Linked DNA regions of Homo sapiens: region 2 is linked to region 1. Evidence: chromatin loops called from intact Hi-C (ENCODE). Cell type or tissue: PC-9. All regions are shown on one strand. Region 1 has its middle 180 kb from the start of DIRC3-AS1. Region 2 overlaps DIRC3 (disrupted in renal carcinoma 3).

What was found. Hi-C counts contacts between places; a loop is a spot of excess contacts. Peaks named below come from ENCODE experiments on the same cell type or tissue, not always from the same donor. Only the 100,000 strongest peaks of a DNase experiment are listed, where the experiment ranks them.
Region 2: it touches region 1 in a loop (11-fold over the local background); 2 of 110 quality-filtered maps call a loop at or near these places.

What each region holds. Positions count from the first base shown.
Region 1 is chr2:217,105,002-217,109,001 of GRCh38, forward strand. No RefSeq gene overlaps it. Among named protein-coding and RNA genes, the nearest start is that of DIRC3-AS1, 180 kb to the right of the region's middle. RefSeq lists an enhancer at 365-1,564. In PC-9, a CTCF peak has its summit at 1,872; a DNase peak (open chromatin) is centred at 930; H3K27ac peaks cover 4,000 bases.
Region 2 is chr2:217,358,665-217,362,664 of GRCh38, forward strand. All of the region lies in intron 8 of DIRC3 (disrupted in renal carcinoma 3), which reads right to left. Among named protein-coding and RNA genes, the nearest start is that of DIRC3-AS1, 78 kb to the left of the region's middle. In PC-9, no CTCF peak of the experiment used is centred here; a DNase peak (open chromatin) is centred at 2,397; H3K27ac peaks cover 2,437 bases.

The DNA of each region.
Region 1 (4,000 bases):
ATATTAATTTCAGCCTGAGGTCTAAGGGTTTAAAGAAAAAATCTCTCTCTTTGTCTTCAGTTTCTTTGTTCAGATTCTTTATTACAAAGACATAATAGTAGAAAGACATCTGTCTGCTGGATCACAATTAATATTTACCCATGGGCACATGTAGCTCTCTATTTTCAGGCCTCCTTCACCTAGAACTGAAAAGATGTCCAGGTTACCCTACAGTGTAGGGCCTACACAACTTATTTGAAAAGGGAAAGATGATTTTCTTCAGTTCATTTAACAAAACACTTTATAAACATTTGTTATGTGCCAAGAGCTATTTTGAAGTACTTTTCAAGTATTAACTCATTTAATTCTTTCAGCAACCCAGTGAGATAGGGACTATTATTATTCCCATTGTACAGATGGGGAAATCAAGGCATGGAGAGATGATATGACTTCCCCCCAGTTGCACACCTCATTAGTGGTGGAATCAGGATTCTAACCAAGGCAGTCTGGCCTGGGATCCTTCATTCTTGACCATCACTTCAAGATGAAGCTCACCCTTACTGATACTTCCTGGTCTTATCTTTTAATTATTCAGGTACTCAATTTTCTTACTCATATAGGGAGATTGTATAATGAGATCTCCTCATTTATTCAAGTAAAGCCTGTGGTGTTTAGCTCCCCCTTGGTTCTCCTTGCTTTGTATTGTAAATACCTTGACTATGCCTTTAGCTCAGGCCTTTAGGCTTAGAGTTACAGGGTTACAGGGAGCTCATAGGGCCCTGTACAACTATTCTACAGAGTTTGAGGATGGATATAACCAAACCTGACACCCTCTTCTAGGCCAAAGCCACAGAAGGAAAGAAGAGAACAGCTTAGTAGTCAAGGGTGCTCCGTCAAACCACATAGTTTAGATTCTTAGAATCTGGTATCATCTGTGCCACCCTTGCTGAGTCACTTCCCGGCAGTCCCTGCCTTCTTATGGGCTGGAGCTTGGTCTTAATCATGAGGAATTTCAGCAGGAATGGATGTCACCAGCTCCTTATACAGTCACAAAACCACTTCTGTTGGGTTCAGAGCCATGGAGCATCCACACAGCATTCCTTCCTGCCTGTCAAGCTTCAGAAGTTTCCATGGCTTCCCCAACACCCAAAGGAAGAGGAGAGTAGAGGAAAACGGAAGAAAGGGAAGACAGAAGAAGAGAGAGAGGGGACAGAAAAAGAGGGGGAAGGGAGAAGAGAGGCAAGGATGGGAGGAAGGAAGGAAGGAAGGGACGGAGGGAGGGAGGAAGGAAGGGAGGGAAGAAAGGCTTTTCATTAAGCCTCAGATCAACCAACCTCTGGCCTGCTCTTCCTGATTCCTCTGCAATAGGTGTTCCACGTGTTGTACTGTAAAACTCACTTCCAACTTCAGCATTCTTCTGTTGTTTAAGGCCTTCTGTGACCTCTGATTTCCCCAAGTTCAAGTCCAAACTCCTAAGCATGGGTCACAAAGTTCTTTATAATCTGGTCCCCATTTTTCCTTTCTATTTTGCCTCTCTATCCTTTCCATATTCCCATTTTCTCCCTTCCCTCCTCTTCCCTCCCTTCCTCTCCTCTCCCCTCCCTTTCCTCTCTCATTCTGCCCATCTACCCTGCACCCCCTTTCCCTGCCTGCCTTCCTCTTCCCACCTTCTTCTTTTCTTCCCTACCTCTACCTTCAATAATATTAACCTGGTTGTAATTCTCTAAAACACAAATCTTCCCTCTTGCCTCCTGATCTTTGCTCAGATCTTCCCTTTGCTTGGAATCTTTTCCCCTGTTCCCGCAATCGGATGACTAACTGCCACTTAATCTCTAAAACCCAACCTAGTTTTGCTCCAAGGATACTATTCCCTGGCCCTACCACAGCGCCTCCTGTCTACCCTACAATGCAACAGCAGGCCTCATAGTATTTTACTCTCCACCTTAATGTTCTTCTCTCCCACAGGACCATAATCTTCATAAAGGGGTCATGTCCTTGACAAATTATCTCTGCAAAGCACACTATGTGGTACATGGAAGATACTAGCAAAGATTTGTCGACAGATGACATCAATAGTGTATGGCAGTGTAAACTGGGGCCCATTCCTAACAAAGAGTCTTAATATAATTTCCTCGGGTATCACACTGGGGGTGAGAGCCAGAAAAGAGGTCAAGTCATTTGAAGTCGCCTGTACAGAACATGTAGCTATTCAGATTACAGCCGGGACTAGAACCCAGCCCATTAAGCTGCAAGCTTCTCAAGGATGAGAAACACATCTTATTAATCCTGCAATTCCAGTGCCTACCATCATGTCTAGAAAGTAGAAGGTGCCTAATGAATGAATGCATGAGTAAGCTGTCACCCCGTTCTTTCTACTGCCTCGGACAATGTGGAAAAGCAACTGTGGCATTACATTGGGGTTGATCACTCTAGACAACTAAACTAAATAATTAGAGCTCTACCATCCAGATTAGGATGTGAATTATCTGCCATCGAAATTTACTGGTTAAGCTGAAAATTATCAAATTGCTTTGACTTTGTGCAGTATAAATGTAAACTGCATTTACTTCCTGAATTGATGGGTTGCATACAAAAGTGGCCCAGATATAGTATTACCACCATGTCCACAGAAAGAGGCTGCTGCTATTTTTAAAGTTCCCCTAGAAAGTAGATGATATGATCCCCCTTGCTTATTCATTCTGATGTCACTCAGACCTCTAGGGAGGAAAGTTCCTCTTTTCATTCTACTAAAATTGCTCCTACCTTGTATTTGGAATGTTTCTCCCTACAGGTCAGATTACAGATGATAGGAAGGCTTCTGATATTGAGCCATCACCCCAGTGTTTGCCCGTGTTCCTGGCTTAGTAGACAGTATAGATGAGAGACAATGAATGTCTGTGTGATGTTAATTTAACACGGACTCCAGCATGTAAGCCTGGACTGGTTAGCACTGCCACTGAGGCAGCATCTGATGGGTTGCAGAGGAGCTGCATAATGTAATATTTTTTAGTACAAACTTCAAAAAGTGACTCTGAAGTAGTCAGACTGCAAGGGCTTCCAATTTTAGCTTTCTACCTAAGTAACTTGCTCTAAGCTCACACAGCTATTACCTTCTCTGAACCTTTTTGCCCCTATCTGTAAAATAGGCCTGATAATAATATAACTTCCTTAGATACAATTCATATAACATGCTTTATACAGTGCCTAAAATATGGTGCATAATAAATGTTACACACACAGACACATGCACCCCTCCCAGCACTGTGGGTAGTTGCTCTAATGGGTAAATCAGCACCTGGGCTGTGACTTTTCTTTGGTGACTCACATTTTAAAGCATTGTTTTCTCTGTTTATATCCTCTTAATTTCTCTATGAATTCATAGCCCTTGGAACCTGCTCTGAAGATGACTGCACAGTATCTCCCAGTTCCCCAGGGCCTCCCAAAGCAAACTTCATGTTATTAACATAGCTTGTATTTTAGCAGACTGTCCCAAATATCCACCCAAATTTGATGTGAATCAGTCGAGTTATTTTCTTTTGAAATGATGATGAGAGAGAGAGGTAAGAGAGAGTTAATTTTGTTTGGCTACATGGAAAGTGAAAAGGCAGAAAGCAGGCAGAGGATAACCCACTTGCCTTGTCCTGCTTCTCATGCACAGAGCACAGATGTAGCACAGAGATCTGAGGATGGGGACCTGTGAGACCCAGGCATCCAACAGAAGCCATTCCTGTTAACAGAGTAAGCGTTTTAGTAAGTATCTCAAGTGAAGAAAACCTTATAGCGAAGTCAACTGAAACATATCTTGGTCTCTAGTGAGCTGTGAGCAATTGCATCAGCAAGGCCTGAGCAGATAAGGGCCCACAAGGAAGAAAGTCACATCCTACAGCACACAGCAGGGGACAGGAGTGAGAGTGTGACACATAGGTCCCACTGCAGCAGGGTCTGGAAGTAGAGAAGTCCCTCGTGGTTGTGGCAGTGACCTCCCATGGCTACCCTGGTCAAGGGTTTTCGCCAGATCCTG
Region 2 (4,000 bases), 250 kb after region 1:
CCAAAAGTCCTCCCTCAAGTCTCCGTCCCGTTCTGCTTCTAAGAAAAAGCTCCCGTCTCTGAATCCCCAAAGCACTTTATCTGAACCTGACTTATGTTACTGAATCAAGGTCCCTTTATGCATCACTTCAGATTCCCTTGCCTCAGGTGATTCAGGGGGTCCATGGCCCCTTGTTCTGTCCCAGTTGCCGCTGAGGCCAGCAGAACTGTGTGGACTCTGGCCAACTGCACAGGGACACAACCGGGCGGTGCCTTGCTTCGTGCTCATGCTCTAAACCTCTTGCCTCCTGTCTTAGCATATTCCTGCTGTTACTGAGACATTAGAGCCAGAGGAATATACATGGGTGCTCAGTGGGCATGCATGTGCCCCCCCTCACACACACCACCCACACATGCACACACACACATGCACACACACATACACGCATTCACACGCACACACATATGTACAAGTAGTTAAGGGAAGTTAATGCTCCCTAGATTGAAGCTTTTGTCAGTGGGACACAGGAGCCAGGGAAAAATTTCTTCTCTGTTCTCTTTCCCCTGCCCACCCTCTAGGAAGAGGGTCTGTGAGAGTGATCAATTATTTACACTTATTACCAAGTGGTATCCAGCTCAGGAAACCTTTCCTTCCTTTTCTCTTCATTTCTCCTTTCCTGGGTTTGCATTCCCCAATAAAGAAGTAGCATGATAGTTTTTGTATCCAGTTCTGATTTCCGGGGCACCCAAACCTATCACTTTTTACTTGACAACACAGTTGCTTATGCATGTATCTTGTTCCACCTGACTAGACTACATAATTATTGTGAGTTTCTTTATCTGCATTATAATCTAGCATAATGTTAGTGCTCAATATGGTCTGTGGCATGAATGAATGACAAGAGGTTTTGGAAAATGTAGTGTCAACAGGGACCTGAAGACCCTAAACTGACACACACAATATGGAGGGATGGGAGGGGAATGTGTTCTTACATTATGACTTCTGTTCTCAAGCCGATAACTGGTTAGTCTGTTGGATGTACCAGAGCACAATTCAAACCAAAGGATAGCTTCCTTCTTATGCCAGTACAATAGTGTGCACAATGAGGCAGAATATAGAAAATTATTAGGTCAGACTCCTTATATAGAACCGAAGGCAGCCAGACACCAGGGAGCAGAACATAGGGAAAATAAGAGGAGAGAATTCCCTTAGAGGTAAAGAAACTGATGGCCTGTTACTTTTCACAATATTTGCAAAGGAGAAAGGCAAATTCACAATGGGGCTAAAGAACCGTCTCAAGAGAGACCTTATTAGAACTGTAGGAGGACTGGGATGGTCCCAACCGAAGTCTGCTGGAAGGAAAGGAGACCATTCTCCCAGGGGCGGGCAGAACTCACCCCGAATGACTGCGAGTTCCTTTTATCACTACCCCACCAACTCTGATTCAGTCTTTTTTGCATCTTGTTTCATTAGGGTTGGAACCTTGATACCTATGTGCAGCCTTGAAACCACTGTGGTCTATGCCTGTATCCAGGCCAACAAGGACATGACCATGGCAGTGGAGAGGCATCCATCAGTCTGCTTTAGGGCAGTTTTTAACAAAGGCACCTGCAGAAGGAACTGAAACAATACTCACCCATAATTGGGCAGCTCAGAAGCTCTTGTTCCCTCTCAGCCCTGTATTTGGAAGCAGGACTGTGCACTTTGGACTGTGTCCCGGCAGTTCTTGGACCTCAAAAGAGTAACACTAGTCCTCCTGCTAATGAGGACTCGATCAGCTAATTGCAAATGAAAAGATGAGACTGCATTCATAAGGGGATGAAGTGGTTCCTCCTGGTCATTCCAGGACTTGCTGAGTCTGTCTGCAATAGGTACACTTCGTTGACTAAAACCTTTCTAGGGTACCAGGTGTAGCCATGGCTTATTGGAAAGTATGACCCATGCAGAGAAAAACAAAACAGGAGATGGGCAGAGGACAGGAGATGAGTAATTGCACCTGTCAGAAAATGAGGATAATGGTTAAGGATACTAGCATGGAAGCTCTGAGTTTTATGGAGAAAAACACCAGGGCAAATACGAGGAATTATTTGTCCTCAATGTCCCCTGGAGAAGGTGGAGTTGATCATTGGGGCCTTGGTGGCCTGTATGACCTTCCAGCCAACAATATTTAAAGTGCCTGCTTACACTCAGTGGTTAGCACAGGCATTACACCACCCCATCCCTGCTGCCCACCCTGAAGATACAGGCAGCTCTGATTTTGTGACATGCTATTTTTAAAACAACCAAATCATTTCTACATTGCCCCCTTCACAGCCTAGAGGAAGGAACTGGTTGCCTCACCAATCTTTGGCACCAAAGTGCTTCACTGCGGATGTCTTTTTTTCTGCTGTCATACCGTCCTGATTAAGATTAATTGTCCCAGTCGAAGTGACTCACTTAGAAAGGATGGGAAGGGTGGAGGGAAGAGGGCAGTTTGCTTCTTTTTTTTTTTTTTTTTGCCTACTTCAATGTTTGTTCTGAAAGATCCAAAAGAATACAGGAGTGTAGCAAAGGAATTTAAAGTGTGGAACATGTAATAAAGGAGATCAAGTGAAAAAGCTATTATGGGCTCCATGTTTATCTTCAGCTCAGTGACTTTCAGAGGAGCATGCACTTGGCTGGGGAGCCTGGAGGGTGTGACTGCTCCCTGCCAGTTGGAGGGCCTTGACCTGAACTCTCAAAAATTCAGCTGACCTCGTCCAGCCCCAGCTACTCTAAAAACAAGGCTACAACATCTCCCCTCACTGACACAGATACACCCCTATGTATATATTAAAACCTCAAAAGTTCATTTTGGGTGCAGAAATCATATACAACCAAGGGAGCAACTGAGTAAGAAAAAGAAAATATATAACGACTAAACTAAAAGCTGTACCAAAGAGGAAAGAGATATTATTTATAGAACAGCTTTCACTTGCCAGGCATTAGTGCAAAAGTTGATTCTTTCTGAGATACTTCTCCAGAACTCAGATTTGCACATCCTCTCTGAGTCTATCCCTCCAGCTCTGAGAGGCTCCCACTCCCTGGCAAGCACCTCAGACTCCTTTGTTGATGGAGTGGGCCTGGCTGAAGCAACTCTGGCTATTTTGGGGATAGTTATAGAATACTTATAGAGGCCTTATTCAAAAACTCATGACCACTACTCTCATTTCAAATTAAAAACGTCTATCCTCTATGCTTTTTTTCCCCACCTTATTACCTTAACAAAAAGAAGAAAGGTTTGGCAAGGAAAGAAGTGTATGGCTTTGCTGATTCTGTGCATTCAATAGAAATCAAATTGTCATGACTTGTGAGGAAGAGAATTGGGCAGGGTGTCAGTAGACTGAAGCACACAACATCCAGCCCAGAACAGGCCACATTTGGTAGCCATTGGCTAATGAATGAATGGATGAATGAGTGAACTTAGGTATGAATCCCAGCCCATCAACTAACCAGTCGTGTGCCCTTAGATAAACTACTTCTATTTTCTGGACCTCAGAGATTATCTAGTTCAACAGAGGAAACCAGCCTTAGCATCTAGCTCAGATACTCCTCTTACTGTCCCATCAGCCTGGAGTCTGTATATTCCTGGGGGGCTGTCTTGACATTTCCTTTTTCTGAAAAGACCATTTGAAACCATTCCTGTTCTACATCTACATCTTGGGCTGGATGAACCTTGAACATGCATCTCTCAATTCCAACTTGAGCCCACCGAACAGCTTAACTGAAATTTTCTCTGGGTTCCAGTGCTCCAAGTCCAGAGGCTTCCATATCTGCTCTTGCCAAATACAAGTGGTTGGCAGATAACCCTGCAGTAACTCATCACCCCAACAGTAACTCATCTGTATTCACTCCACCCCAGCTCTACACAGACAAGTCACCACAAATGGATTGATGGCAATTTGAATTCATTGCCTACATGGGAAATTTCTTTGAGGGGAGTATCTGGCTACATCCTTAAGTTACAGATAAGATACTTATTCTCAAACAAGTAGCCAAGGAA